2 separate regions of the Homo sapiens genome follow, and region 2 is linked to region 1. A link is a loop called in an ENCODE intact Hi-C map of the cell type or tissue named here. Cell type or tissue: HepG2. All regions are shown on one strand. Links, peaks and the distances in the headings refer to the core of each region. The heading gives the core; the rest is flanking DNA.

The links. Hi-C counts contacts between places; a loop is a spot of excess contacts. Peaks named below come from ENCODE experiments on the same cell type or tissue, not always from the same donor. Only the 100,000 strongest peaks of a DNase experiment are listed, where the experiment ranks them.
Region 2: a loop joins it to region 1, with 5 times the contacts of the local background. A loop is called at or near these places in 3 of 110 quality-filtered maps.

Annotation. Positions count from the first base shown.
Region 1 is chr2:179,414,879-179,431,789 of GRCh38, forward strand. No RefSeq gene overlaps it. Among named protein-coding and RNA genes, the nearest start is that of SESTD1, 160 kb to the left of the region's middle. RefSeq lists an enhancer at 14,354-14,854. In HepG2, for the core only: a CTCF peak has its summit at 7,351 (motif pointing right); a DNase peak (open chromatin) is centred at 7,353.
Region 2 is chr2:179,890,542-179,907,452 of GRCh38, forward strand. No RefSeq gene overlaps it. Among named protein-coding and RNA genes, the nearest start is that of ZNF385B, 37 kb to the left of the region's middle. In HepG2, for the core only: a CTCF peak has its summit at 8,542; a DNase peak (open chromatin) is centred at 8,540.

The sequences.
Region 1 (16,911 bases), core at 3,380-11,379:
ATGTCCACTCTTACTTCTTCTATTGAATATGGTACTGGAAGTCCTAGCCAGAGCAATCAGGTAAGAGAAAGAAATGAAAGGCATCCAAATAGGAAAATAGGAAGTCAAATTATCTCTTTGCTGATGATATAATTCTATACCTAGAAAACCTGAAGATTTCACCAAAGGACTCCTAGACCTGATAAATGACTTCAGTAAAGTCTTAGACTACAAAAATCAACATACAAAAATCAGTAGCATTTCTATACATCAATAACATTCAAGCTGACAGCCAAATCAAAATTGTAATCCCAATTAACAAAAAATAAAATACCTAGGAATACATCTAATCAAGGAGGTGAAAGATTTCTACAAGTAGAACTACAAAACACTGCTGAAAGAAATCATAGGCAACACAAACAAATAGAAAAAATCCCATGCTTATGGATTAGAATAATCAATATTTTTAAAATGTCTATACTACCCAAAGCAATTTATGAATTTGGTGCTATCCCCAACATATTACCAAAGTCATTTTTAGAAAAAACTATTCTAAAATTCATATGGAACCCCAAAAGAGCCCAAATAGCCAAGGCAATCCTAAACAAACACAACAAAGCTGGAGACATCACTCTACCTGACTTCAAATCATACTACAAGGCTACAGTAACCAAAACAACATGGCACTGGCACAAAAATAGACACATAAAACAATGGAACAGAGTCGAGATCACTGAAATAAAGCTGCATTCCTACAACCAACTGATCTTTGACAAAGTTGACAAAAATAAACAATGGGGAAAGGATATTCTATTCAATAAATGGTGGTGGGAAAACCAGCTAACTGTATGCAGAAGAATGAAACTGGACCTCTACCTATCACTGTATAAAAAAAAATTAACCCGAGCTGGAATAAAGATTTAAATATAAAACCTAAAACTGTAAAAATTCTAGAAAAAAGTAGGAAGTAGGAAATACTCTTCTAGACACTGGCCTAGGCAAAAAATTTTTGACTAAGTCCTCAAAAGCAAATGCAACAAAAACAAAAATTGAAAATTGGGATCTAATTAAACTAAAGAGCTTCTGCACAGCAAATGAAATTATCAATAGCATAGACAGACAACCTACAGAATCGGAAAAAAAATATTTACGAAGTATGCACCCCACAAAGTCTAATATCCAAGGCTGGGCATGGTGGCTCATGCCTGTGATCCCAGCACTTAGAGAGGCCGAGGCAGGAGGATCACCTGAGTTCAGGAATTTGAGACCAGCCTGGCCAACATGGTGAAACCCCATTTCTACTCAAAATACAAAAGAATTAGCCAGGTGTGGTGGCGCCCGCCTGTAATACCAGCTGCTCAGGAGGCTAAAGCAGGCGAATTGCTCGAACCTGGGAGGCGGAGGTTGCAGTGAGCCAAGATAGCTCCACTACACTCCAGCCTGGGTGACAGAGTGAGATTCAGTCTCAAAAAAAAAAAAAAAAAAAAGCCTAATATCAAGAATCTATAAGGAACTTAAACAAATCAACAAGAAACAAACAACCCTATTAAAAAGTGGGCAAAGGACATGAACAGATATTTTTCAAAAGCAGACATATAAGTGGCCAAGAAATATGAAAAAAATAGAGACCATCACTAATCATGAGAGAGATACAAATAAAAGCCACAATGAGATACTACCTCACACAAGTTAGAATGGCTTATATTAAAAAGTAAAAAAAAATAATAATAATGATAACGGGTGTTAGCAATGTTGCAGAGAAAAGAGAACACTTATACACTGTTGGTGGGAATGTAAATTAGTTCAGCCCCTGTGGAAAATAGTTTGGAGATTTCTCAAGGAAATAAAAAGAGAATTACCATTTGACTCAGCAATCCCATTACTGGGTATATACCCAAAGATAATAAATTGTTCTACCAAAAAGACACATGTATTTGCATATTTATCACAGCACTATTCATAATAGCAAAGACATGGAATCAACCCAGGTGTCCATCAATGATGAAATGGATAAAGAAAATGTGGTACATATGACACCATGAAATACTATGCAGCCATAAAAAAGAACAAAGTCATGTACTTTGCAGCAGCATCGATGCAGCTGGAGGCAGTTATTCTGAGTAAATTGATGCAGAAACAGAAGACTAAATACTACATATTTTCACTTCTAAGTGGGAGCTAAACATTGGGTACACATGAACACAAAGGTAAAAACAATAGACACCAGGGATCCCAGAAGGGGGAAAGGAGAGAGGGAGAAAAGGCTTGAAAAACTATCTATCAGGTATCATGTTCATTGCTTGGGCAATGGGATCATTAGGAGCTCAAACCTCAGCATCATACAATATACCCATGTAACAAATCTGTACAAGTATTCCCTGAATCTAAAATAATAAAAAAAATTTAAATAAAATAATCTCCTAAAAATGTTATTGTGGTAGAAAATCTCCAAATATAGCTGCTGGCAATTCCCCCACTCTTGTATGTTGCCCCTCACATCAAGAAGCTGAGTCTACTTTTTCTCCCCTTGAGTCTTACAAATAAGATGTGCTGAAAATAATAATATTCTAGGACTTCTAAGACAAGTTCTTAAGAGTTCTGGCAACCTCCGCTTTTTTTTCCTTTGGATCCCTGCCACCATGCTATAAGGAAGTATAGGCTGGACTAATAAATGATTAGTGGCTACAAGGAGAGAAATGCTAGGGGTGGAAGAGCATCTCAGATGTCAGCCCCAGTCCAGATTCCAGATAAATGCAGGTTCAGTAGCTGACATCATGTCATGCAGAACAAGCCAGGTGAGCCATGCAAATTCTTGACTCACAGGATCATAAGAAATAACAAATCATGTGGTTTTAAACCATAAGATTGTGTTTCACAAAAATAGATAATTAAAGTTATAATAATTAACACAGCATGGTACTGACATAAAAGCAGACACAGATTAATGGAACTGAATAGAGAGCCTAGAAATAAATCCATGCATTTATGGTCAATTGATTTTTGACAAAGATGCCAAGAACACACAATGGGGAAAGAACAGTTTATTCAATAAACAGTCCGAGGAAAACTAGATATCCACATGCAGAAGAATGAAACTAGATCCTTATCTCACACCATATGCAAAAATCAGCTCAAAACAGATTAAGGATTTAAATGTAAGACCTGAAACTGTAAAGCTATTAGAAGTAAACATAGGGGAAAAGCTCCATGACCTTGGTCTAGACAGATTTTTTTTGGATATGATCCCTAACATGTAACATGTTTGCACAGATAACAAAAGCAAAAATAGACTGTTGGGGGTTGCATCAAACCAAAAAATCTTCTGTGCAGCAAAGGAAACAATCAACAGAGTGAAGAGAGAACTTACAGAATGGGAAAAAATATTTGTAAACGATAAATCCGTTAAGGGGTTAATATCCAAAATATATAAGGAACTCAAACAGATCAATAGCAAGAAAATGAAAAATCCAATTAAAAAATGGGCTAAGCACCTGAATAGAAATTTCTCAAAGAAAGACATATGAAAGACCAACAAGTATATGAAAAAAATGCTCAACATTACTAATCATCAGGGAAATGCAAATTAAAACAATGAGATATTACATCATACCTGTTAGAATGGTTATTATCAAAAAGACAAAAGAATTACCTAGGCATCGTGGCATGTGCCTGTAGTCCTAGCTACTTGGGAGGCTGAGGCAGGAGGATTGCTTGGGCCTAGGAGTTCAAGGCTGCAGTGAGCCATAATCATGCCACTGTACTCCAACCTGGGCCATGGAATGAGACCTTGTCTCTTGAAAACAAACAAACATAAAAGACAAAAGATAGAAAGTATTGGTAAGGATGTGGAGAAAAGGGAACACTTGCATACTGTTGGTGGGAATATAAAGTAGCACAGCCGTTACAGAAAATAGTATGAAGGTTCCTTTAAAAATTAAAAATAGAGCTACCATATTATCTAACAATCTCATTGCTGGGTATATGTTCAAAGAATATGAAATCAGTATATTGAAGTGATATCTGCACTCCCATGTTTATTGCAGGATTAGTCACAATAGGCAAAATATGGTATCAACCTAAGTGTTTATTAATAGGTGAATGGATAAGAAAATGTGGTATATATGCACAATGGAATACTATTCAGCCTTTAAAAAGAAGAAAATCCTGTCATTTGTGACAACATGGATGAATTAGGAGGATATTAGGTTGATTGAAATAAGCTGGATGCAGAAAGCTGAATACTTACTTACATGTAGAGTATTAAAAAGTCTAACTCATTGAAACAGAGAGTAAAATGGTGATTACCTAAAAATGTTATTGTGAACATTTTTACGCTGGAGGGGAGGGGTACTGGGGAGCTGTTTGTCAAAGGACACAAAATTTCAGTTAGGTAGGAGGAATAAGTTCAAGAGATCTATTGCCCATTGTGGTATTAACTACAGTTAATAGAAAACCCAGAAATAACACCACATGCTGCAACTATTTGATCTTCAACAAACCTGACAAAAACAAGCAACGGTGAAAGGATTCCCTGTTCAATAAATGGTGCTGGGATAACTGGCTAGCCATATGCAGAAGATTTAAACTTGACCCCTTCCTTATACCATGTACAAAAATTAACTCAAGATGGATTAAAGACTTAAATGTAAAACCCAAAACCATACAAACCCTGGAAGATAACTTAGGAAATACCATTCAGGACATAGGCATGGGCAAAGATCTCATGACGAAGATGCCAAAAGCAATTGCAACAAAACAAAAATTGACAAATGGGATCTAATTAAACTTAAGAACTTCTGCACAGCAAAAGAAGGTATCAACAGAGTAAACAGGCAACTTGCAGAATAGCAGACAATTTTTGCAAACTATATATCAGACAAGGGTCTAATATCCAGCATCTATAAGAAACTCAAACAAATTTACAAGAAAAAAATAAACAACTCCCTGAAAAAGTAGGCAAAGAACATGAACAGACACTTTTCAAAAGAAAACACACATGCAGCCAACAATCAATGAAAAAAAGCTCAACATCACTGATCATTAGAGAAATGCAAATCAAAACCACAATGAGATACTATCTAAGGGTCAGAGTGGCTATTATTAAAAAGTCAAAAAATAACTGGTGCTGGTGAGGTTGTGGAGAAAAAGGAACGCTTATACACTGTTAGTGGGAGTGTAAATTAGTTAAGCCAATGTGGAAGACAGTGTGGCAATGACCTCAAAGACCTAAAGACAGAAATACCATTTGACCCAGCAATCCCATTACTAGGTATATACCCAAAGGAATATAATTTGTTCTGTTGTAAAGACACATGAACACATATGCCCACTGCAGCACTATTCACAATAGCAAAGACATGGAATCAACTTAAATGTCCATCAATGATAGACTGGGTAAAGAAAATGTGGTACATATATACTATGGAATACTCTGCAGCCATAAAAAAGAAAGACCATGTCCTTTGCAGGGACATGGCTGAAGCTGGAGGCTATTATCCTTAACAAACTAATGTAGAAACAGGAAACCAAATTACCCATGTTCTTGCTTATAAGTGGGAGCTAAATGATGAGGGCACATAGACACAAAGGGGAACAACAGACACTGGGTTCTATCAGCGGGTGGAGGGTGGGAGGAGGGAGAGGATCAGGAAAAAAACTAAGGGTAGTAGGCTAAATACATGGGTGATGAAATAATCTGTACAACAAACCCCCAGGATACAAGTTTACCTATAAAACAAACCTGCACATGTACCCCTGAACTTAAAAGATAAAAAACAGTCTTCTTAATTAATTTATTTTAAAATATTATGGTAAAATATATAACATAAAATTTACCATTCTATTTTTAAATGTATAGTTCAAAGGCATTAAATACAATGACATTGTTGTACAGCCATCATCACCATCCCTCTCCAGAATTTTTCATCTTATACAATTGAAACTCTGTATCCATTATACAATAATTCTCCATTTTTCTCTGTGCCCAACCCTGGGCAACTAACATTCTACTTTCTGTATGAATTTGAGTACTCCAAGTACCCTTACTTGAAGAATCATACAGTATTTGTCTTTTTGTGACTGGCTTATTTCACTTAGCATAATGTCTTTAAGGGTTTATGCATGTTGTAGCATGTGTTAGAATTTCCTTAATTTGCAAGGCTTAATAATATTTCAGTGTGTGTATGTATGTGTGTATACATTTGTATACATAAACCACATTTTGTTTATCCATTCACCCATCAAAGGATATGGGTTGCTTTCACCTTTTGGCTATTGTGAATAATGTTGCTATGCATATGGGTATACATATATGTTTGTGTTCCTGTTTTCAATTCTTTTGGATATATATACCCAGAAGTGGAGTTGCTAGATCATATGGTATTTCTATTTTTTAATTTTTGAGGAACTGACAAATTGTTTTTCATAGCAGGTATGTCACTTTACATCCCACCTGCAGTGCATAAGGATTCCGATTTCTCCACATCCTCACCAACACTTGTTATTTTCTCTTTTTTTAATAGTAGCCATGCTGACGCATTTGAAGTGATGTCTCATTGTGGTTTTGATTTGCCTTTCTCTGGAATATCATTTTTATGACCTTGTCTGCAATATTTGTTATTATTTCTTCTAAAGGATTCAGACATAGAATGTTAATGAGCATAGAAATAAAGATAACTACTCTATATGAGAAAATAAAAATGAATTTAGTATCAGACGACAAAAGCTTGAGAAAATTTTTTGTTTTGTTTTGTTTTACTTAGTTTTTATGGGAAAAAATACACAGAACATGATATGCCAGAAATAAAAGAAACAAAAATTAGTACCTAATTTATTATATACATGGAATATGCTGAGAAATTTCAACACGTTTAACACTTTGGTAAAAAGCATAGGCCAATCCTTATATTTTTGTGACTTTCCAAGGTATTAGCACTTAGTCTTTAGATACAAACCAAAGTATCCAAAGACTACGTAAAAAGTATAAGGTTATAAAGTAATGGTTACTATGTCCATATTAAAGGTATAAAATAATGGCTAATATGTCTAGCTTTAGATCAGGCTATTTGGGTTTGAATTCTAGCTCTATTACTCATTTAACTGTGGGACACTGTGAACTTAGTAAACCTCTCTGGGTTTTGGCCTTCTTCATCTAGAAATGGGTATGATAATTTTAACAATCTTATAGACTGTAGTAAAAATTACAAATGTCAATATATTTCAAATGCTTAGTGTAGTGAAGTTTCCTATTTTTTTATATTTTTTTATTTTTTATTTTTTTTTACTTTAACATGTGTAGGAGTGAGACCGAATTTCCCTTTTTTGCCCTTAGAGACAAGTTCCTTGCATTATGAGGCACAGTGTTGGTAGCCTCCAGGGGGCACCAGAAAGCTGTGAGTTTGCTTGCGTCCTGGCCGGCAGATGTTGATAGCAGATTTAGGAATAGAAGTTTACCTGGGTCCCGTTTTCAGTCCCATTATTTCTCATTACTATATAGACTTCCTATGTGGGTAATTTGAGAAAGAAAACAGTTTCAGGAGTTCCTGTTAATTCCGTTGGAGATCTCAGGAGCAGATAGGAAAATTACCACTCTCCTATGTTCTTATAAACTCAGTTTAACCCTCAAGAGAATAACCTGAAAACCTGAGGGCTCTAGGATTGCACCAAGGTTATAGAATCTTTTATCTCAGGGCCCTAAGGAGAAGAAATATGTATTATGTGCTAGATATTGGGTTAGATGTTTTTCACACAGTAGCTTATAAATTATGTGTTATCTTGTTTAACTAAAAAAAATAATGTAAGTAATTTGTCAAAGTCACATAGCTAATGAGTGCCAGAGACAACTAAAATCCAGGTTCAATTCCAAACCATGCTACCCATGGAATTGTCTATCATTCATTGGGCATAATTATGGTTATTTTTATTATATTCCCCGTAATGACTGAAAGGGAGATAATCTTTGCAATTCACAAATTAGATGATGTTGGTGTCCTTGGAAGTATCAAGGAATTTTGAGATACTCTAAAAACAGCTCTATTGAGAAAGGATACTGATTCTGGCTTGATGTTTATTAAAAAATGAATAGCTGAATGTTCTATGATTTACTTACAAGTGCTTGAGCCTATCCAAGTCACAGAAGTAGACTTGGCATGGCCTTATTTATCAGAACTAGGTCCCAAAAATTGTAAACCTCAGAAAAATTAGGATTTTTGTTTTTCAAACTCTTTGTGCAGTCAGTTGACTACAGTAAGGCAGTGCAGGTCAGGAAGTAATTATACCACTGTTCATGAGCTTCTGTTCAAACACCACTTGTTTTCCTCATCTCACATGTTGACCCAGAAATGCGTTTAAAATATATTAAAAATATAAAACCTGACCTAAAGTAACAGTCGATTTCTTGTCATGTGATAATGATGCTCAGGGGCCCCTTTTATCTAAGGATTTCATAGTGCTTTATACACTCATTATCTCACAATCCATCTGTTCTACTTCATTTTATAGCAAAAAGATGGAGGCAACACAGAAATCACACAATATGTTGGTGTAGTGGCTTGAAAGGAAATTATTCAAATTCTGAACGCTTAGCCTATTCATCCTGATTTAATATGAACTTACTGGATATGGAGAGCAAGAAATATAATGGATGCTCTTATTGAGAGCTTATTAAGTCCTAGATTCTGTACTAGCTGTACTAAATACATACAAAGATCCTATTAGATCATTTAGACCTTTAAGACTTCAATGAGGTAGAAACTATTATTATCAGAGGGAAAAACTGAGGACCAGAGAGGTTATGTGCCCTCAACTGACAGTGAGGGATGAAACTTGGATTCAAACCAGGAAGGGCGCATGCTTCTTACTCATTATATGACATATTGTCTCTCAACATAGCAAAAGGTCTTGGATTTTTAAACATATTAAAGCTTAATGGTTACAGGGAAAGCAATTTTTTTTTGCTCTGATGTGTCTGAAGCACTGTATCAGTTATGAATTCTTGGATGTAAGCTATAGAAATTGATCCTGGCTAGCACAAAGGGAAATGGGAATTTATTGGTAGGAGAAGACAGAACTACTTACAGAATCTAAGAAAAGATGAGAGGCTGGGTCTTGGGAAGGACAGTTTCAGGGATCTAGAGACAACAACTAGTGGGAAATGCTTTCAGGACACCACTGCCCAATGAAGGATCCCTAATTCTCTCCATTTCTCAAGCTCCAGTTTAGCAGCATGAACTTGGATCACATACCCAATGTAGCCAGTGGTGGCCTAGGCATACCTACACTACACAGATGGGGAGATGGAAGTCTCAGGTGATGGCCAGGTGCTGATTACCAGCATTAGTAATTAGGGGAAATGACTGCTAGGCAGGACATGCACTAAACAAGATATTCTTGAGAAATAATGTGTGATGTGAAGCAGGTGCTCAAGAGGATCTGGAGCGAGATGAGGCAGGAAAGCCAGAGAAAATAAATCAAATGGTAAATAAGGGTGCAATATAAATTGCTAATTTTTGAAAGAGAGTGGAACTAAAATGTCTTCATAGCTTTTGCAGCCCTGAAACTGTAAAAAATAAATAAATAAAATCTCACACGACTTTATGACAATATCAGGGAGCAGTTTTCCTGATGATGAATACGCCCTCATCTGATCCTCCACTCAGAATGAGGAAGTTCCAGTTGCTATGTGTAATTCAGCATCTAGAGATCCTTGTCTTTATAATATCATGGGCTGTGTGAGATCTAGGGCTGGTCCCAGGACAAACTGACCACTGTTGGTTTTACTTATTTTCAGTGAATTATCGGGAATCTAACCCTGCATTCAGGGCCCATTTTTCCTCAGCTGCTTTTTCATCTTAGTTCTGCATTACTAAAGACCATCACTGTTGGCTGTTTCGATCATTTGAATCATGTACTGGTATCTTCTTCCATTTCACTTTCTTTCTGAAACTCAGCTGTTTTTGGTTTCTTGTTCTCTGTCGTAGGTTCTCTCTGTTTTTCAAGGCAACAGCTAATCTAGAAATCTAGAAATTTTAAACACAATTCCTAACCTCCAAGGGAAAAAAAGAAAGTTAAATTGTAAACTCCTCTAAATGTAGGTCTTCTATTTTAAGCCCCCAAAGAAGACCAAGCTGAGCACTTATTAATTGCTCAGCAAGTCAATAAGTATGTTTGTAATTTTGGCCACCTCTCAGCTTCTCTGTTTCCTCATCTGTAGATTGTGATAAGATTACCTGGTCCTTCAGGTGCATTGGAAGGTGCATATGAGAATAATCACATTAAAATGCCTTGAAAAGTAAATGTTGTGTGTACAGTGCTTGTACTTTCTAGAAGCAGTACCTTCCCTATTGCCCCAAAGCAGTAAGTTATACCTTAGTCACCAAAGCAGTCACAGTGTTTGTTTCAGACAAAATAGGAAGAGAAAGAAACACTGATGCCGATAGAAGGATGAGGTGGTTAGTGGGACCTATTTGAAATAGGCAGCTTCTTAGTGACCCTTAAATGTCACTTTATAGGTGCTTAGCCATCTTACCTTCATGGAAGAGTCGGTGGGTTCCATAAATAAGTTGAACTATTGGATGGATTCTATTTATGAGCAAAATAAACTACTTAAGACACTTGGAGACATATGACTGGTACAAGTGGGAGAAAAGAATAGTTTCAAATGACATCTCAATGAGTATCAGCTTTAAACAGTATCTCAGCACACAACTAAAGGATGCCCTTAAGTTGGCCATCACAAATTCAAATTTGTTGACCATATTAAATTATTTCACAAGAGATTAAATGGAGTAAAAAAGATGTATAAGAAAAAAGCAAAAGAGGTAAATCAAATGAAAAATTAAAAGAAAGCACCAACTCACATATTAAGTTTTTAAATAAATACAATTAACATTTATATTTATTGAGCAGTTGTGATATACCATGCATTGTTCTAAGCTCATTGTATGCGACAATTCATTTAATCCTCATATCAATCCTATGAGGAAGGAATTATTATTGTCACTTACAGATGAGGAAACCAAGGCACAGAGAGGTTAATACTTTGCTGTAGGCCACACAGTAGGTGGTGGAACCAGAAGTTCCAGACAGGCAGTCTGCCTCCAGAACCTATGTTCTCAACCACTAAATAAGCTACATTAAAGTAAAGAAAGTGCTCTGTGAGTATCAAAGATCCATACAAAATCAAGGTATTATGATCATGGTTATATCTACAGTACTATTTTTTTCTGAGACAAGGTCTTACTCTGTTGCTCAGGCTGGAGTGCAGTGATAGGATCATGACTCACAGCAACCTTGACCTCCCAGACTCAAGTGATCCTCCCACCCCAGCCTCCTGAGCAGCTGGGGCTATAGGTATGCTCAACTGGCTGATTTTAAAATTTTCTGTAGAGACAGAGTCTTCCTATGTTTCCCAGGCTGGTTTCAAAACTTCTAGGCTCAAGTGATCCTCCTACCTTGGCCTTCCAAAGTGCTGGGATTACAGGCATGAATAATATTTTTCAACAGAATGTACATTAGAGATAATCTAGCTGAAATCCTATTTTGCGTCTAAGGGAACAGGACGGGTTAACTGACTTGCTCAAGTTTACAGGTGACCTAAAGTAGAGTCTAAATTTGTTCTATTTTAGTCATTGAATATTAATTTGTTCTATTTAAGATATTGATAGCAGCACCCCTGCAACATCCCCCACCATTATATGGAAAGCATAGATTCTAATAATTTTGTTGTAATTCTGTTTTTTGCCAACACCTTTATAAGGTAGTTCAATACATTGAAAGAAACAAAATGCCAGTAGACTAGAAGAGGTAAATACATGAATATAGAAGCAAAAAGACAACAATCTCTCAAGTACTGAGCCTGCTTTTGGGTGCAGATATATTCCTAAGATTCAGCAAGTCAGTGCAGCTTCCTACCACTGGACCAGGGGGAACATCTGCATGTATTATCCAAGACTGCCTCCCACTCCCATCCCCTCCAACACACTTATCTACATGCCTAGCCCTTCAGTATTCTCACCTTGGAAACACAGCCACTTACTCCACCACCCTTCTCAGAGTTGTGTTCGGAGATGTCTGCCTCAAGGGATGCTTTCAGTGTTTAACCGTCATGACAATATGAAATAAATAAATGCTAAAAAAATAATTAGTTGTAATAAACTGAAGTTTTGAAAGAACTTTACTCCAGAAATGCCCCTGTATCTTAGACTAACATTGTCCAGTACCAAATCCCAAATAATGATGTAAAGGAGGTAATTATCAGGTATAATGTACAAATGAGATCACTGTACCATTATACTCACATTTGGTTGGCTTGGTGCAGGTGCCCTTGCCTGGGTGAGTCCCCAGCTCCCCAGGCTTTGGTGGGTTCTCCCAGAAGTGTTCCACATGTGTGGCACCTCCATGGCACGTGCACTGTCCCACCTCTCTGCTGGGCATAGATGTCCACTTCTGGTGGCTGTCCTACGAGTGCCTGAGGTGAAGTGGGGGAGACCAAATCTTTCTCCTTGGAATGAATCCAGACACAGGAGGCCAAAGCAGTGTCACTTGGTGGCCAGTGCTACTGAATTGAGAACAGTGGCCTCCTTTCTGTCCAGGACCAGACCTGCATCCAGGGAAGTGGGCTGGAGACAGGGTAGGGATGCTGAGCTATTTCCAGTTAATTCTTGAGAAGCAGAAACTCTAAGGAAAGTGTTTCCCTGAGTCCACAGAACCATCAGTGGTGATCCACAGATGGGTTTGCTGGAATCTGAGAATACATCTGGTGTGGTATAAGAAATTGAGTGTTGCAAATGCATAGGTAAATGTTTTCTGTGGTATTGGACAGGGTCCAATACCAATACTTTCAGCAGGTTCTCAAAGGGGTCTATGAGCCAAAAAGATTAAGGACTGTCTCCCCCTCCAAGGCTTTGCTATCAGGTTAAGCTTCTCAACCCATAGCTGCTTCCTCACTTGCCAGGGGTCCTTTGGGCCCTTCCTCTTTGGGACAGCTGACTGTGAGAGAAGGCCATTTGCTCTGCTCTGCAAAGAGATTCCTCCCTGCAAATTCTCCAAATATGCCTAAATATGCCTGAACCCAATAGAAAACTATGGCTCCAAAAGACATCCTTGCTACATGAGTTTAATTAAATTTAGAAAGGTAGGTTTGCACATCTTATTGCCAGCCCTCCTGCGTTTGTAGCAGAGGTTGTATTATCATTTTAAAACAGCCTTGGGGAAAAAATTCTTTTTCTTAGAGAGAGTGACAACTTATTCTGGGGAAATAGCAAGAGTGGTAATGGAGAGTGTTGATTTAATTAGTTTTACTGCCTATCTGCATCGCCTGGGAACAGGTAAAATAACTAAATAAAATGGTAGCAGTTCATCTTCGTGATCCCCACAATCAAGTCAGAAGGAACTTACTAAATAATGGAAGCCACTGTGCAAGGCACAGTTCAAATAATACTAAGAAGGTTTTAGGTCCCAGGATTCAGAGGCACACCTGCCATGGGCCCTCTGAAACCAAAGTCTAAAGGGATTGCACACACCGGTTTAAAGCAATAAAATGGCTCCTGCCTGGGAGAAGGCACCTTTATGTTGGAGTAGTTGGTGATGGGAGGGGGCAGAGGCCAGTATAAAATTTGGGAGGAAACACTATGTCGATAAGAATCTCATATTTCTATAGTTTGTATTGATTTGTACTTAATCCCACCCTTTCCCTGTTTTTTTGCTTTGAAGTGGTTCAGTTAATTAAATGGCTTGTTTACCTTTTCAGACTTATGTCCTAGAACATCCTATTTTCTTCCAAACATCTCTGGAGAAAGCAGGAAACTGCTTCCCACTTACTTGCAGGGGCAGCAAAACAACAGGCTTTCTTTTTCCTTTGGCTGTTTTTGTTGTAACAGTTCCCATCTGCTTCCTAGAGAAGAAAAAGAAAACTGCATTGCATTCAACACATGCTGGATCAAGGTTTCACACTGATTATTGAAATTAGAGCCAAGCGCATTTGCAATTGCTCCAGACGGGTCCCTTTATCGACTGAACTGCTCTTAGGAGGGAGCTGTGCCGGGAAGTCAAGCTTACCAGCGTCAAAGCTCTAGCAGCTAAAACAGTGCACCCCCTGCTCGTCGAAAATGACTCCTGATCTTCCTAAATGCCAAACTGGTCTTGTCTCTAAGGATTTTGACTTATCCTAAATTGTCAAGTTCCAGCATTGCCTAATAGCTTAGCTCCACTCCCTGTGTTTGCTTTTAATGAGCAGTATTTTACCTACGTCTCCAGATAGTGAGAGTAGGCGAGCAGGTTGCGTGGAATCAACACCGACTGGGACACCTGTGGATGACTGCCTCCTGCCTCAGTTACTAGCAAATCAACCCCCACTTCTGCCTCCCTGCTCGCGGAGGCCCCCACAGCAGCTCCACCTGTTTGGGGATGCCAGGCAGCTTACATCTACCGGCTTTATTAGTTGGCTGGAAACCTGCTCTCCCCCTCCAGGTCCTGGCACTCACAGATGATGGGTCTTAACTTCTGGGTGTGACGGTATGCAAACACGTGCACGGCATCCTTCCATTATCTGTTGGTTTCTCTCTTCAGTGGCTAATTTGCCCGGGGGCTCTGTAATGGGAGTCCAGGCATGGAGTTCTCGGTGAACAGGATTGCATTTCCGTCTGCAATGCATGTTTCCAGCTTTATTTTAGAAAATGTTCTAAGGGATGCAGAAAAGGGAATCACCCTGCATTTCTCTGAGATAGTCATGGCCAGAGCACAACATATTAGAGTTATCAGGGATGTCCCTAAATGAGAAAGCCCTTTGCCAAGGGTTTGTATTTGGCTAGCAAAATTCAAAAGAAGGAAAGAGAAAGGAGGGAGAGAGTCTCTGTCTCATAAAATATGGTTACTGTCCTGCTGTTGTCATGCTCTGTGTGAGGTTCCCCCTGTGGCTCACTTTATAGAATCTGATAATGGCATGAGGTTTCAGAAAGAAAACCAGATGACATCACCCCATGGAAGCAAAATTCACACTCAAAGCAGATAGAGATGATTTTTAACCTGTTCGAGATTTCAACAGACATCATGATTCAGAAGCATCTATGACTTTTTAGCATTAGTGTCTCCAGTCGTCATTTACTATTATTTATTAAATATGTGGGATCATCTTTCCCTACCTTCATCACCATAAAGATATAGCAAATGGACTAGGGTATCCAAATACTGCTATGTGATCAGAAAGCCATTTCATGAAAACCAATTCACGATTTTCATAAATTTAATACATGCCAATTTCCCAGTAGAATGCTGGTTACAGAGGCTGGTGGGTGGAGGGAATGGGGAGACGATGGCGAAAGGGTGCAAAATCTCAGAAGGAATACTGTTTTTTTCTTTTTTTTTTTTTGAGATCTATTGAACAGTGTGGTGAATATAGTTAATAATAAGAGTACTGAACATTTCAAAATTGCTAAGACAGTAAATTTTAAATGTTCTGACCATAAAAAATGTTACTTATTTGAGGTGACAAATATGTTAACTAGCTTGATTTAATTATTCCACATTGGATTTATAAATCATGAAATCACTTTGTACCCCATAAACTTATACAATTATAAATTGTTGATTTACAATAAGATATTCTTAAAAATTCCTCTGGTAATTTTTGGAGCCAACCATATAGGAATGTGTCAATTGTGGGAGTTAATTAATTTTTTTTGTTGTACTGCCATCAATGGTGGGACAGATTACTCTGTACCACTTTAGGAATTTTATGTTTATATAAATCATTTTAGCAGACTAGTTCCTAGAGTTTATTCTTTTCCATCAGTTTAGTAATTAATAAAAATGTTCTTCTTTCCAAGTCCTCATGGACACAACGCCAAATAAGAATGGTCTGGAAGCCCACACATGGGTAAAATTGGAAGATAATCTGATTAAGAAAAGCAAAAATCATTTAATCAAAATCTATTCTCCTCTCCCACCACTCACACACCTACTTACCAGGTTTATTTATTTTTTCCCCTGAGCTTGGGAGACACATTTTGCTCTCAAATAGAAGTGATCTGGGGCACCAAATGCCTCTGGGCTTTATATTTGTGGTCCTTCTTCTGCTCTGAATAACAGAGGGTTTCAAGCCTTTTGATGATTGTTAGGTCTGCTCATGAAGGTCACCTGGGGAGTCTCTTTGTTTTCCTGTCAATGCCAGGGGCTCATCATTTTAGATTAGGATTTAGTTGATCTAATGATGAGGGCATGGCTTTGATATTTTTTGGAATCTTCACAGGTAATTCTTAGCTAGGTTGAGAGCCCCTAGATTAAACTCATTTCAGCATTATCAGAAGGAGAATAAATCAGTTCAAGTTAAAACAAAGAGGCAAATGAAGGTAAAAGGAGCCTACTACCCCAATAACTGACTTTGCTTTCTTTGGGAGTCTTAATAATATCCTTCAGAGCCAGGTGGGAGTCTCATTTATTTCAGTATTCTTAGCACAGCACCTGAACATTTTATTTGTAGAATGAATTAAGAAGATTATGATTTATTTTCATGTTATAATAGTGATTCATAATAAATTTCCAGAAATCATTTATATGACATCCTCAACTTACAAACACTATGGAACAACGAAAAGTAAGAAAGAAAAGAAATGCTGTTGAGCAGCCAAAATAGATGTCAAAAAGACTAGGATGATTCTAGTACACTTTATTTCTGGGAGCATCCCTCAGGCTGCTCTGGGAGCTCTGTTCCTTTTTTACACACAGTTTTAACAGTCTTCTTCTCTGATTTCTCCATTCGTAGAAACTAAAAAGGGTAAAAAAATGACTACTTTGCAATTTGACACTAAAAAAATTATGCATTATAAAAGTAAATAGGGCCGGGCATGGTGGCTCACGCCTATAATCCCAGCACTTTGGGAGGCCGAGGTGGGCGGATCACAAGGTCAGGAGTTCGAGACCAGCCTGGCCAATATAGTG
Region 2 (16,911 bases), core at 4,800-12,799, 480 kb after region 1:
GTTTCAAACCAGGTAATGGCTACCTCTTACAGGAAAATTGTTTTGCCAGATGTCTTTGAGGAGTTCTTTATGTTCAAGCTTCATCCTATGAATGTTTCCCTTAAGCTTTTTGCACAGCAGTTTTGACATCTTCTTGCTATTTACCTTCTACACATTTTCAGGCCAAGAAAAGTTTATTTTCAGTAGTAAAACTGCAGTGTAGTTATGCAAGTTTGATGTCCCTGATGGTAAGTACCTGGCACAAATGAAACAGCTCTAGAATTTAACTGCTTAACACTGCATGCCAAAGTCTCCCAGCCCTTTAGGAAATTTGTTTTTTAGCACATCTCAAACTTGGCCTGAATTTTCCAGCTATGTTGATGCCAATCCAGTTTCCAAGCCATAGATCTGTTTGATTCTATTTTCTCCTTCCTAATGTATTTAACATGTAGTTTGACTGGGATTGCAAAAAATGTGCTTTTGTTTCCATTGAAATGCTTAGCTTATTTATCCATAGCAAATAACATGATATATAACTTCAATTTCCTTTAGGCTGTCATTTCTTTAAGTTGATAGTGACTCTATGCTTGTCTTAATGTATATTAACTTCCAGCAAATAGGTATGAACCTAAAGAAGTCCTAAATCAGTTACTAGCTAATGAATGAAAGAACCAGTAATGAATTCTAACCTAGATTTCCTCACTGAATGCAATTGGAACATTACTCATCAACCCTAACGTGACAACCTGTGTTGCCTTGTCACATTTAAATGGCCTGTTGGGACTTTCTGGTGAACAAACCTAATTAGTAGCTGCTAAACTTACCTGAATGTCACTGAGTACTCCCTGTGTTTAGCAACAGAACTAGGCATTGCATGGCACAGGTCAATGGATATTGCATCTTAGCAAGTTCTTTCCTTATTGTGGGGCCACACCCTAGTTGGTGAGAGGTGTATCAAAGGGTGAAACTTCAGATCCATTGATTGCCGTCTATCATAAAGTCAGACTGAGCAGCCAGATCTGAGAGAACCAACACAGTTAGGTCCTGGCACAAAAATAAGTAGGACCCAGTATTCAAAGCCAGCCATCAAACTAATCATGAATTTGAGGCTCAGAAAAGTAAGAGGTAAAGGAGCAGGGAGCCTCTGGAGGTCAAGATGAGGCAATGGATCAGGTAGAAGCTACTGGATTTTATTCAGTAGTGATATGGGGATATCATGAACTCCTATTAGTGTCTCAAAGTCATTGGATAACTTCAGCCTTGGATTTCCACATTCCAAAGCCCTCCAGGAATTTATTTTTCATATAAGGAGCTAAAAAAACCAGTTGCTCTACAATTCTTGGGTATAAAAACTAACTCTTGTTTTGCTACCACAGAGAACTTTTAATAATTGACTAATTAATCTTCACAATATCTGTCCGTTAAGTAATAGATTGAAAGAAAGTACACCGCCACCCCCTACCATCCCACTGAAATAAAGCCCCATTTGGAACGGAAGTTTTTTTGAGCTATAACTAGACAGCAGCTTAAGACGGTGCTAAGGACAACATATGGGACAAAAATCCAAATGGATAAAAGTATGAAAATAGGGCAGGAAGCTAAAATAGATGTGCACTCAATTTCTTTAGTATAAATAGCATTGTCTGTAATCTCAGGTATATGATTCAGCAATTGCTAATGAAAATCATTTTTAGTATTGCAAATGGGCAAGAAACAGGGCCATGCTTTTTAAAATACAAAACTGGGAAGAGTCTCTGAAAAACCTGAAATACTCAAAAGTTTCAGTTGGGCTATATATTTTTCCTATTTGTTAATATAACTGGCATCCAAATCCCCTAAACCAAGTGGAATGGCTGGTAACCTAACTAAATAGTTTAAATCACTGAAGGAAGCCAATCTCAGTAAGGATGGGCACAAATAATCACCAAGCCTTGTTGATTGGCCTGATCACAAATTCATGACTATCACACTCACTGGGGCTCTAACAGCCTCTGCCATCCATCCATTTACTCATCTCAGAATGAATCTCTATTCCACTCACAATCTTTTTTCTCCTCTGCAGCTCTCAGCTTCTTTGTGCAGCCTTCATTCTCAACATAATATCTCACTGTCTAACTTGGATGGGTCCAATTTCCTCCCATCCATATCTAATTTTAATTTCATTTTACCTTCCCTACCCTCAATTATTTATGCTTCAGAAAACCAGTGTCCTTACTCGCTTCCAAGATGACCAGTTCTTCCACCAGACCCTATGCCCACTCACCTTCTTTGGGGCTTTATTCTATCCCTCCACACCTCTCCATCCATATTTTAAAAAGTCACTTGTTACAGTCACATATTGCTGCATATCAATCACCCCAAACCATCAGTGCTTAAAACAATATTTATTTGCTCAAGTCTGCAATTTAGGCAGAGTGGGGGCTCCTCTGTGATCAAGTGGCATCGTCTGTAGCTGGAAAATCCAAAATGGCTTCTTCACTTGTGTCTGGTGCCTGAGTTGGGGTGCCTTGAACAACTGGGGGATGGCTGGACATCTTTCTCTCTCTCCATATGGTGGTTCCACATGGATAGCATAGGTTTTCCCCACAGCAGGGTGGTGTCAGGTAGTCAGACTTCTTCTATGGCAGCTGCCTTCTTCCAAAATACAAGAGCAGAAGAAGCAGAAGCTGCCAGGTCTTCTTAATACCTTGGCTTGGAAGACTGTCTAAGAGCATCACATTCTGTTGGTCACAGGGCCATCCCAAATTCAAGGGGAGTGGAATACACAGGGAATGAATCCCAGGAGATATAGTTCATTGGGGGTCACCAATGTAAGAGACTACTACCCCACCTCTTCATTGTATTTTTAGAATCCACTTCCATTATCCTAATAAAACTATCTTCCCAACCTTATTCTTCCTAAAGAGTTATAACCTACTCTCATTTACACTTCATCACCACTTCTCAAAAATCATTCTTTACTCTTGTTTCCTCCAAGCTAACACTTCTTTTACTCCTCAACCTGCTACAAGCTGGCTTCCAGTCTCATCCCATTATTAAAAACTAACATCAACTTTCTACTTGTTAAATCCATGTGTCTTCTTCGTCCTCCTCTAACAGTATTTATCTGAATCATTTGTTTCTGTTGACCTCTTCTTGAAGCTCTCTCCTCCTTTGACTTCTGAAACATTGTGCGGCTTTCTTCAAACTTTCTCCTTCCCAATACCTTTCTCTAACTCTCCTTTCTCTTTCTCTGCATAAATGTGGGAGGCTTCTGCATCACCCCCCATCCTGTGTTCCTCTGTCTGTCACTAGGCTATCACAATCCTACCCCCGTAAAAATCTAGAAACCACCCCCTCTTTCCATTTCCATTGCTCCTACACTAATTCTGAGCCTCATCTCTTGCTCATTAGGCAAATGCAAGAGTCTTCTATTTCATCTCCAACACTCCAGTTTCTTCCTCTTTCAATCCTACAAACCGGTATAGAAGTTACCTTCACTAAACAGAGTGGTCTATGCTCAAAAACTTTGCCCCGTGACTTTTCCCAGAATGCCAATCATTCTATCTCACTCAAATCACTCAGTGGTATAAATATTAGATTACATCTAAGAGGAAATTTAAAAAAATACGTAGAAGCATCAAGCGAAACAACTCTGCATTTTCCCGAAGTACCTGCTTAACTGCCTTACTTTGCCATCTTGTTTTAAATCATCACTCTAGGATTTATCACCAACCGATGCTCATTAAATTTTAATAACCCTCTGGGATATATGTGATAGAGTGACACTAAACTTCTCCCATAACTAGCATGCATATATATATATAAACATTTCAATTAAGTGTATGAAATAATATGCAAATCTGTACAGTGGGATAAGAAAATATTGGTGAGTATTTCACGTTGTAAGAGGAAAATACTTGGTTACTCTCTGTAACAAAAACAACAAAATTATACTATGTGCCTGGTGAGCAATTAATGCTCTACTTCATTTTCACAAATAGATTTGTTTCTAAGATATATAGATCAATAAATCAATTCTATTTTCATATCTCCTTATAATTTAACATTTATTGTTCACTCATCTTTGTCTAACAATTTTCAACTTTTGTGCATTAGACTGCTTAACCCACCCCTAGATCCTCTATCAAGTAGTTAATGGTCTGGAAACAAATACCAAAGTTCTTGTTTTAAAGGAATATCAGTGTCAATACTTCTGCAAACTGAGTGATTAGATATTAATTTGTAGCTTGAAAATTCAATTTGGCATACAGCTCATGTATGTATTTACAATTTATGATTATGCTGAGTTCCAAAGATGAGTTGAAAATTGATTACTGAAAAATTGGAATGAAATGTTTCCATCAAAATCGTTTTAGTCAAGTTTTCCAAACTGATTCTTTTAAACTCTAATGCTGGTGACCTGCAATATATTAGTACCATTAATAAGTAGATCAATTTCAGGATCCTGGGACCAGAGTGCCTTCGATGTTAAAGGAAGAAAGAAGAGAAAGGAGAATAGTTTCCTCTTGCAATCTTTGCTGGTTGGTAATAAGCAATATTTCAATACTGCAAATTTTGCCAGCAGCACTCTTCTACTCCCTATATTTCTCTTTCTTTCCTATCCAGTTCCATCATCAGGGTCTTGCCCTAAAAGCCTCTTTTTCAGTCCCCTGCTTGAAATGCACTAAAGAATGTATTTCAGGCTTTGATATTACTTAAAGCCATCCTGTCTCTTCAAAATTGCCTTCCCATCCAGCTGGACAAAAATGTAGGGAACAAGGACTCTGGTGGGGAGAAGAGCGAGAGTAACAATCTCACTTAGTACATCTACAACAGGCCTAAGGATGAGAGAAGAGAGTTCACACTTTTTATATCTAGGCAATATTTAACAGCATTAATAATGTAGTGGAATGGACATTATGGATGAGAGAAGGAAATGATGAAAAGGGGAAATGCTATAGGCTCTGCAAAGAGAGGGATGATTATAAAGAAAAAGAAGAGGGGAGAACTCTTTAGTCAAGTCTGACAAGGTGGGGTTGCCATTTGTATGTCAAGGACATTCATTAGTTGGGAACTTTGTGGCTTAAAGCAAGATCCTTCTATGGTCATGATTCAAACTAGCAAAAGCAAATAAATCATGATGTCAGTATTTTTCAGTTTTTCAAATATATCAAGAATAAATATCCAGTTTGCACATTAAAAGAAAAATAATTAGATATAAACAATTTTTAGTCTTAATGTTTAAGTATTTTTCTTTTGAGTTTTAAATAATTCTTGACAATCTATGGACAAACTAGAAAATTTAGTGCATTGATATTCATACATTTTGTGATTTCTTGATTGTGGAATTTATAGAAAAACAAAAGAGAATTTGTAAGTGGGAAATGTGATGATTTAACACAGAATTATAGACAAAGTTTTATTGCCTAATCATCCATATGGCTCTTATATTTCTATAGCATTTTGCTCTGCCCAATGCACTATTACAGTAATGAGCTGTCTCTGTTCCAACCTAAGGCCACGAGTTCCATTTACCCTATTCTCTCTCCGTTACTCAAGGAATTTGCTCCTGCAATTCTCTCCTCTCAATTGAATTATTTCCATCAATATACAAATATGCTTCCACCTCTCTCATTTAAAATAAAGATTCTTCTCCTTGGAGAAATAGATGATTTCAGATGTAAGATAATAATTCTACAAGGTGAGCCAAGAACAGCTTGTTATACCAGATAGCAAGAAAGCTGTAATAAACTATGAGGGCATGTCAAAGGATGGTAAATTGAAGAAGCTTTCCTGCACACAAACAGGAATGATTTCAGTGTCAATAAGAATAATAACTTCAACACATTGAAACACATTAAATATATTTAAATTCATGAGTTCGATATTTTAAAAATTGCTAATTGTTAGAGGATACTACATAACTTATTTACTACCACAAAACTGTTAAAGAGAAAGAATTCAATGTTTATTCTGCCTTTCTTAAACAAACTCTAAGCAAATAAATGATGAAGGAAGTATTCAAATTAATAAATGATGAAGGAAGGATAGAATTAGAATGTCACCATTTTGAAATATTTAGTTGATGAATATATTGGAGCATCGAGCGTCAGTGGCTGCTAACATCACAGAAAGAGCAGCAACCAGACATTACGTTCTTCTTGATGGATAAACATATCACCACCCATGAAACAATCTCGTCCCCACAAAAAAAAATTAAACCTGAATCTGATCCAACTATTTCATCCAACTGTTTATGCTGGGGAAATACAAAAGAAGAGGAACATATTAAACAAAACCACAGAAGTTTAATAAGAAATTCTGCTATAGTCTGACTGTGTTCCCCAGAATTCATGTTTTAAAAAATACCCAATGCATAAGTGTTGGGAAGTGAATTAATGCTGCATTGGGTATTAAGTGTTTGAAACACGAATTCTGAGGGACACAGGTTCTCTTCTTGCTGCTTTTCTGCCATGTGAGGACATAGCATTCCTCCTCTCCAGAGAATACAGAAGGCGTCATGATGGAACCAGACATCTAACCTACCAGTACCTTGATCTTGGACTTCTCAGCCTCCAGAATTGTGAGAAATAAATTTCCGTTTTTAATAAGTTACCCAGTCTCAGATATTCTGTTATAGCAACAGAAACAGGCTAAGACAAATACCTAGACTATAGGTATACCTAGACTACCAATAAACAACCTAGTCTCTTCAAAAATAAATTGCAAGGGGGGAAAAGATAGAGAGAATTTATAGACTAACAAAATTAAGGAAGACACAGCAATGAAAGCCAAAAGGGATTTCAATGGTAGAATCTTGTTTGAAAATTCAAACAAATCCTACAGAATTATAAAATTTATGAGCCAATTTGAACTTTGAACCCTTTCTTGGACATTTGATATTAAGGAATTATTAGTTGTTTTGAGGTGTCATAAGGGTATTATGATTATATTTATTGCAAAAAGTCCTCATCTTTTAGAGATACAGTCTTCAAATGTTTCTAGAAAAATTAGTGATATTTAGGATTTGCTTCAAAATAATATAGAAATACAGCCAGGTGCAGTGGTGTGTGTCTTTGATTCTAGCTACTCAGGAGGCTGAGGTGGGAGAATTGCTTGAGCCCAGGAGTGTGAGTCTAGCCTTGGCAACATAGTGAGACATCATATACCTCCCCTACCCCCCAAAAATGTGGAAGTAGCTAAGTGCATACCAGTACGGATTAACAAGAATGTTAACTCTTAAAACTATTGGTTGGCACAGTGGCCCACACCTGTAATCCCAGCACTTTGGGAGGCCGAGGTGGGCAGATTATCTGAGGTCAGGAGTTCGAGACCACCCTGGCCAACATGGTGAAACTCGTCTCTACTAAAACTACAAAAATTAGCTGGGCATGGTGGCGCACGCCTGTAATCCCACCTACTCGAGGGGCTGAGGCAGGAGAATCACTTGAACTCGGGAGACGGAGGTTGCAGTCAGCAGAGACCGCACAATTGCACTCCAGCCTGAGTGACAGAGAGACTCCATCTCAAAACAAAAACAAAAACAAAAAAAACTCTTGGGGGTTCTGTACTAGTAGGTCTATTTTTGTACATGTTTTAAACTCTCCATCATAAAAATATTTTTTAAATTTGTCTCTTGATCCTGCACTCTTTTTGTCTACGGCTTCATTTTTCTGCTCCCTATTGGAACAAAGTTCTGCATAAAACCTGTCTCCACTTTTTCACCTTCCATTTTCACTCTTTCCAAACAGACATTTTGCTTCCCTTATTCCGGTGAAACTTTTGTTATCCAGTTGCCCTGTGACCTCTATAGGCCAAATCCAGTCCTCAATCTCTTTCCTCATCTCACTCAGCCTCTTAGAACATTAGCATCAATTGGACCATTCTTGATTTTTGTGCTGTCCCTGCCTCACAAGCTTCTAATTTCACTGGCTACTCCTTTGGTTTCTCTCAGAATGCTGGAATGCCACTGACTCCCTGTCGACACATGTCACTAGGTAATCTCTCCCAGTTCCACAGCTTTAGACCTGGTGGGAATGCTGATGGTTCCCAACTTTCCATTCTCATCCCTGAGCCCTAACTCATATGTCCAATGGCATGGCAATGAGTAGCAGGCAGAAATCTTAACATTAATGAATGAGCAATGAGACTCCTGATCCTGCTTCCTCCCACTTCACATATTCTCTCTCCCCACCCTGGTATCCCCCATCTTAATAATGCATCAACATCTTCCCAGTAACTCAGGCAAAAAACAAAACAAAACAAAACAAAACAAAAAACAAAAAACCCTCAAAGTTATGTTTGACCTTTTTTCCCCTACTCTGCACATTTAATTTGTGAGGAAGTCCTGTAAGCTCTGATTTAAATATATTCTAAACTGATGTTTTAGTGCGGTCAGACTACCATAACAGAATACCACAGGCTGGGTGGCTTTCTGTTTACAACAGTAATTTATTTTCTCATGGTTCAAAATTAAAATGCCAACTGGTTCCATTCTCAGTGAGGCCTCTTCCTGGTTTGCAGATAGCTGCTTAATTGCTGTGTCCTCACATGGCAGAGAGAGAGAGAGAGAGCGCACCCTGGTGTCACTTCTTATAAGGACACTAACCCTATTGTATCAGGGCCTCAGCCTTACAACCTCCTTTAACTTTGTAGGCCCTGTTGCCAAAATACAGTCACGTTGGCCTCTAACGCCTCAACATGTGAATTCTGGGGAAGAACACAATTCAGTCCACAGCACCTGAGCACAGTTATTTCAGAGCTCTTACATTTTTCCTTCTGCCTAGAATATTTTCTCCAATGTCAGGGCTATCATCTTTCCAACACTTGGAACTCAGGGCAAACGTCCCTTCCCAGAAAGCCCTTCCCTGAACCCTCTGTCTAAAGTACCCACATAAACCCAACTCATCTCAGTTACTCCCATCATTGCCTCTGCTTTATTTTCTTTATAATTCTGACCACTATCTAAAATACCATATAGTTATTTTCTCATCAACTGTATTGTGACTATTCTCACTAGCTTCACAGGAGCAGGGACCTTGTGAAGCAGGAGGGTGGTTGGCAGGAAGTGGTGAACGAGTGGATCATGATGCCCCCACAGTGCTCAAGGCACTTAACAGCAAGACCCTGCCTGTTTTGCCATCACTGAGCCACAGTGCCTACATTATTAGACACAGTAGATGCTGAATAAAAAATTATTGATTAAATGAATGAAGGAGTGTAAGCATCCTCAAATTGTAACTTATTAGCCCCTCCATCTTGGCCCTAGTCTTCTCCAATTTTCTTTGAGATTTGTACAGCTGTCACTAAAATAGAGTCATGCATCCCTTAACAATGGGATACAATTGGAGAAATGCATGGTTAGGTGATGTCATCATTGTGTGAGTATCATAGAGTGTACTTACACAAACTTAGATGGTATAGCCTACCATACGCCTAGGCTCTATGGTATAGCCTGTTGCTCCTAGGCAACAAACCTATACACATAATTACTGTACAGAACACTGTAAGCAATTATGACACACTGAGAAGTATTTGGTATTTAAACATAGAAAAGAGACAACAAATATATGGTATGAAAGATTAAAAATAAAAACAAACAGCACATCTGTATAGGGCATTTGCCAAGAATGGAGCTTGCAGAATTGGAAGTTGATCTGGGTGAGTCCGTGAGTGAGTGCTGAGTGAAGGCCCAGGACATTACTATACACTACTGTAGACTATGAACAAAGCACACTTAGGCTACACTAAATTTATTTTTAAAACTTTCTTTAATATTAAATTGACCTTATATCACTGTAACTTTTTTATTTTATAAACTTTTTAATTGTTTTTAACTTTTTCACTCTTTTGTAAGAACAGCTTAAAACACAAAAACATTGTACAGCTGTATAAAAATATTTCAATGTTTATATCCTTATTCTATAAGCTTTTATCTATTTTAATTTTTAAACTTTTTGTTAAAAACTAAGCTGCAAACACATTCATTGCCCTAGGCCAACACAGGGTCAGAATCATCAATATCACTGTCTTCCACCTCACCTTGTCCCACTGGAAGACTTTCAGGGGCAATACCCCACATGAAGCTGTTATCCCTTGTATCAATGCCTTCTTCTGCAATACCTCCTGATGAACCTGCCAGAGGTTGTTTTACACGTTAACTTTTTTTGTAAGTAGAAGTTCAACACTGTAAAATAATGATAAAAAGTATAGTATAGTAAGTAAATCAACCATTTATTATCATTATCAAGTATTATGTACTATACATAATCGTATGTGTACATAGTTCTGTACAACTGGCAGCACAGCACAGCTGGTTTGTTTATATGAGGATCACCATAAACACATGACTAATGTGTTGCACTAGGAAGTTTTGATGGCTATTACATCACCAGGCAATAAAAATTTTTCAGTTCCGTTATAATCTTATGGGACCACCATCTCATCTGCAGTCCATTGTTGACTGAAATGTTTTGCGGTGTATGACCGTACCTATTTTTTCTTCTTCCATTTTTAATGACTTCATAACTTCCAGATTCCTGCATCTTCTCAATGTTTCTCAAAATGATTTAAAGAATAAGTGACAAGAAATTTATATTAAACGTGTCTTAGTCTGTTTTATGATGCAATAACAGAATATCACAGACTAGTAATTTATAATGAACAGAAATACATTTGGCTCACAGTTCTGGAGGCTAGAAAGTCCAGGAGCATGGTGCCAGCATCTGGTGAGGGTCTTCATGCTGCATCATCCCATGGTGGAAAGGCAAGAGAGGATGAGAGAGAGTGAGAAAGAAAACCAAACTCATCCTTCCATCAGAAATCTACTCCCAATATAACAGCATTAAGCCATTCATGAGGGCTCTGTCTAACTACCTCTTAGAGGTCCCACCACTCAACACTGTTACACTGGAGATTAAATTTCTAACACACAAATGTTGGGGGACACATTCAAACCATGGCAAAAAGCGTAAGAAAATAATGATCTTCTAGTAATCATTGTGTCCAATTTAGCCACATGCTCTAAATTATTTCTATTTCTCTAACACAAAGGTTGAAAAGGGAAAATATATTTCTAACAAAATAAAAATTAAAAGAGGTTATTCTATACCAATCCTCCGATGTTTGTATGATCTATAATAATTCAGTGTATCAGTCTGTTCTCATGCTGCTATAAAGAAATATCTGAAACTTAGTAATTTATAAAGAGAAGAGATTTAATGGGCTCACAGTTCCACAGGCTATACAGGAAGCATGATGCTGGCATCTGCTTGGTTTCTAGGGAGGTAGTCCTCAGGAAACTCACAATCATGGCAGAAGGCAAAGGGGAGATAAGTATCTCACATGGTGGGAGCAGGAGCAAGTGCAGGGTGGGGGACATGCTATGCACTTTTAAAACAATCAGTTGTTTTTTTCTAGTATATTATTATTATTTATTTTAAGTTCTGGGAAACGTGTGTAGAACGTGCAGGTTTGTTACATAGGTATACATGTGCCATGGTGGTTTCCTGCACCTATCAACCCATCATCTAGTTTTTAAGCCCTGCATGCATTAGCTATTTGTCCTAATGCTCTCCCTCCCCTTGCCCACCACACCCCGACAGGCCCCAGTGTGTGATGTTTCCTTCCTTGTGTCCATGTGTTCTCATTCTTCAACTCCCACTTGTAAGTGAGAACATATGGTGTTTGGTTTTCCATTCCTGTGTTAGTTTGCTGAGAATTATGGCTTCCAGCTTCATCCATGTCCCTGCAAAGGACATGAACTCCATGGTGTTTTTTTTTTTTTTTTTTTTTTTTTTTTATGGCTGCATAGTACTCCATGGTGTATATGTGGCACATTTTCTTTATCTGGCCTATCACTGATGGGCATTTGGGTTGGTTCCAAGTCTTTGCTATTGTGAATAGTGCTGCAATAAACATGAGTGTACATGTGTCTTTATAGTAGAATGTTTTATAATCCTTTGGGTATAAGCCCAGTAATGGGATTGTTGGGTCAAATGGTATTTCTGGTTGCAGATCCTTAAGGAACTGCCACACTGTCTTCCACAATGGTAAAACAGCCAGATCTTGTGATAAGTCACTCACTATACAGTACCAAAGAGGATGGCGTTAAACCATTCATGAGAACTCTTCCCCCATGATCCAGTCACCTCCCATCAGGCCCCACCTCCAACGCTGAGGATTACAATTCAACATGAGATTTGGTGAGGACACAGATCCAAACCATGTCATTTTGCCCATGGCCCCTCCCAAATCTCAAGTCCTTCACATATTTCAAAACACAATCATGCCTTCCCAACAGTTCCCCAGCGTCTTAATTCATTCCAGCATTAACTCAAAGGTCTAAAATCTCAAGCCTCATCTGAGACAAGGCAAGTCCCTTCTATCTATGAGCCTGTAAAATAAAAAACAATTTAGTTACTTCCAAGATACAATGGGGATACAGGCATTGGATAAACATTGCCATTCCAAAAGGGAGAAATCAGCCAAAACAAAGGGGCTGCAGGGCCCTCACAAATCTGAAACACAGCAGGGCAGTCATTAAATCTTAAAGCTCCAAAACAATCTTCTTTGACTCCATGTCTCATATCCAGGGCAGACTGATGCAAGGGGTGGGCTCCCAAGGCCTTAGGCAGCTCCACCCATGTGGCTTTTTAGGCTTCAGGCCCTGTGGCTGGTCTCAAGGACTGGCACTGAATGTCTATGGCTTTTCAGGTGCAGGGTGCAAGCTGTCAGTGGATCTGCCATTCTGGGGTCTAGAGGACAGTAGCCCTCTTCTCACAGCACCACTAGGCAGTGCCCCAGTGGGGATTCCTTGTGGTCCAACCCCATATTTCCCCTCCACATTGCCCTAGTAGAGATTCTCTATGAGGGCTCTGCCCCTGCAGCAGGTTTCTGCCTGGACATCCAGGATTTTCCATACACCCTCTAAAATCTAGATGGAGGCTCCCAAGACTCAACTCTTGTACTCCATGCACTGAAGGCTTAACATTACATGGAAGCCACCAAGGCTTATGGCTTGTCCCTTCTGATGTAGCAAACTGAGCTGCACCTGGGCCCCTTTGAGTCATGGCTGGAGCGGGAGCAACTGGGATGTATGGAGCAGTGTCCTGAGGTGAGGCTGTGAAGGGCAGTGGGGCTCTGATCCTGACCCTCAAAACCATTCTGTTCTCCTAAGCCTCTGGGTCTGTGATGGGAGGGGCTGCTGCAAAGTTCTCTGAAATGCCTTTGAGGCTTTTTCCCCACTGTAGTTGGTTTTCTGTTTCTTTGTTAATCTGCTTAGGATAATGGCCTCCAGCTGCATCCATGTTACTGAAAATGACATGATTGTATTCTTTTTATGGCTGCATAGTATTCCATAGTGCATATGTACCACATTTTCTTCCTCCAATCCACTGTTGACAGGCACCTAGGTTGAGTCCATGTCTTTGCTATTATAAACAGTACTGTGATGAACATGCAAGTGCATGTATCTTTTTGGTAGAACGATTTTGGATATATACCCAGTAATGGGATTGCCAGATCAAATGATACTCTGTTTTAAGTTCTTTGGGAAATCTCCACACTGCTTTCCACAGTGGCTGAACTAATTTACATTCCCACCAACAGTGTATAAGCATTCCCTTATCTCTGCAGCCTTGCCAGCATCTGTTATTTTTTGAATTTTTAGTAATAGCCATTCTGACTGGTATGAGATGGTATCTCATTGTGGGTTTAATTTGCATTTCTCTGATGATCACTGATGTGAACATTTTTTTCCCATGTTTGTTGGAAACTTGCATGTCCTCTTCTGAGAAGTGTCTGTTCATGTCTTTTGCCCACTTTTGAATGGGGTTATTTGTCTTTTGCTTGTTGATTGGTTTAATTTCTTTATAGATTCTGGATAATTAGACCTCTGATGGATGCATAGTTTGCAAATATTTTTCCCATTCTGTGTACTCTGTTGATAGTTTCTTTTTCTGTGCAGAAGCTCTTTAGTTAAATTAGATTTTATTTGTCAATTTTTGTTTTTGTTGCAATTGCTTTTGAGGACTTGGTCATCAACTTTTCCCCAAGGCTGATGTCCAGAATGATGTTTCCTAGGTTTTCCTCTAAGATTCTTATAGTTTTGAGGTCTTACATACAAGTCTTTAATCCATGTTGAGTTACTTTTTATATTTAGTGAAATATAGGGGTCCAGTTTCATTCTTCCACCTATGGCTAGCCAGCTTTCACAGAACCATTTATTAAATAAGGGGTCCTTTCCCATTGCTTATTTTATCAGTGATCAAGTGGCCACAGGTGTGTGATTTATTTCTGGGTTCTCTATTCTGTTCTGCTGGCCTATGTGTCTGTTTTGTATCATGCTGTTTTGGTTATTGTAGCCTTATAGTATAGCTTCAAGTCAGGTAGTGTAATTCTTCCAGCTTTGTTCCTTTTGCTTAGGATTGCTTTCGATATTTGGGCTCTTTTATTTTTTTTGCCTCCATATGAATTTTAGAATAGCTTTTTCTAGCTTTGTAAAAATAGTGTTGGTAGCTTGATAGAAACATTTTTAAATCTGTAGATTACTTTGGGCAATTTGGCCATTCTAATGATGTTGATTCTTTCAATCTATGAGCATGGCATATTTTTCCATTTGTTTATGTAATCTATATAATATCTTTCAGCAGTGTTTTGCAGTTCTTTTTGTAGAAATCTTTCACCTCTTTAGTTATATGTATTCCAAGGTATTTATTTTTTGTAGCTATTGTAAATGGGATTGTGTTCTTGATTTGGCTGTTTTAATGTTGATGTATAGAAATGCTGATTTTTGTGCATTGATTTTTGTGTCCTGAAACTTTATTGAAGTTGTTTATCAGTTCCAGGAGCCTTTTGGAGGAGTCTTTAGGGCTTTCTAGGTATAAAATCATATAGTTAGTGAAGAGAGAGAGTTTGACTTCTTTTACTATTTGGATATCTTTTAGTTCTTACTCTTGCCTGATTTCTCTAGCTAGGACTTCCTCTATTAACACTTTGATATTTACCTTTCCCCACTTTTCCTGTTTGTGTACACACACACACATACACACACAAACACAATACCCACTTTTTTCTAATGAAAAACAGGATTTTTCTATATCCACATTGTTTCACAATTCATTTTGTGACTTAACAATATATCCTGATCATCTTTTCAGACCATGCAGATCTACCTTGCTTTTTGAAAAGGTTGTGTTATATTCCATTGCATGAACCACTGATTTTATTCATGCCTCTACTGATGGGCATTGAAATGATTTATCAATTGCTTTAATTATTTATTGTTGTGTCAAATTACTTAGTTTAAAGCTGTTTGTACATGTGTATTTACAGACTTGTATCGTTATTTTCCTAGGTTTCATTTCCAACATTTAGACGGCTCTCTTAAGTGGAATGAACATTTTCCTCCCAAATTTATGTTTCTATTTCAATTCCTGTCAACAATTTATGGCATTGCCCTCATCAGATCAAAATGCTCAAAATATTATCAGGCTTTTACATTTGTATCAAGCTGATGGACAAAATTATCTTGATGTTTTAATTTGCATTTGTTTAATTCTGAATTAAGTAGAACACCTTCATATGAATCCACTAGCCACTTATATGTAGAGAACTTTGATATTCTTTTTTAATGTATAGATAACTAAAATATCCTGCTGATATCTGAGATGGCTTATACTAGAGCACATATTAGAACTATTAAAAATTGATAAAATGCAGAATGGATTAGGCTTCTGTGTTGTATATAAGGCACAAATGCATTTTAATATGTGCATTTCAATAAACATTTATGGGATACTTACTATGAACCAGGCACTTCCTTTGGCCCTTGGAGGCAGAGATTAATATGACATTGTTCCTGAACTTGGAGGTTTTCCATCTAATTTAATATCTTAAGATAGGAAATTAAAATATAAAAATGACCAGATTAGAAGCTTTATGTAAAAAAAAAATTGTAAACTTACAAAAACATTGGATACAGACTCATAAACTGGATCAATGAATACGCTAAAACAAAACTTCTAATGAGAAAAAAATGTACGACTAGGATTTCACCATAATGGGTAAATTGATTGCAGGTTAGCATTAAACACATATTAGATTTGTATAATAAAAATGTGTTGAGGTTTCAGTAGGTGAGAACAAGTTTAATTTCCTCAGCAGTCAGGAGAATATGCATGAAGAGTTGATAAATTGCCTCTCTCACTTCTTAAAACCTCTGCATGGAGATTCTGTGATGGTTTAACAAATGGCTGAGTCCACTGGGAGACTGCGTTTAGTTTCTCAGATGTAGTCACTCATAAAAAAGTTATAGTTTGTAATAAAATCATTTCAAATATCAAAAGAAAATGAGAGTGAAAACCATGTGTGCAATTCTCTGCAAAGCTGAGAAGCAAAATGCTCTCACTTCAGACACCTTATCAAGCACTGCAAAACTGAAAATAATTCAGTTCAGGATTACACCTGGGATGCCAGATGCCTGCGCCATTGGAAAAGTGAGGCTGCCTTGATTCTGGTCCAGAGTGGAAGTATTTATGAGGTTAAATGCAACTTTCCTCCCCTAAAACTGCCCCAGATTATGAAAGGTTTAGCTAAATTGGCCAGGATAAATCTTCCACGTCCAAACAGGACAGTTAAATTAGCTTATCAGTGGGATAGATGAGTAAGGAGTCCTCCCATCTCTCTACAGAATAGGCAGCCATGTCCTTTTCCATATTTTCTTTTCTTTTCTTTTAAGTTTCCAAGAAGCCTTGAAATCATCAGGTGGCAGTAGAATAGATGGAATAAGTTTGAGCCAGGAGATGCTATCAGTAGTTCCTTCTACTGATTTTTGCCCGAGATACTTCCAACACCCTATGCTCTGGCAGGTGCTTTTAAGTGGGAGGGAAAGCAGGATATGAACTCTAATCTGGGCATTCCTGTGGCATCTTGAGTTCGGGTCTCAGCACT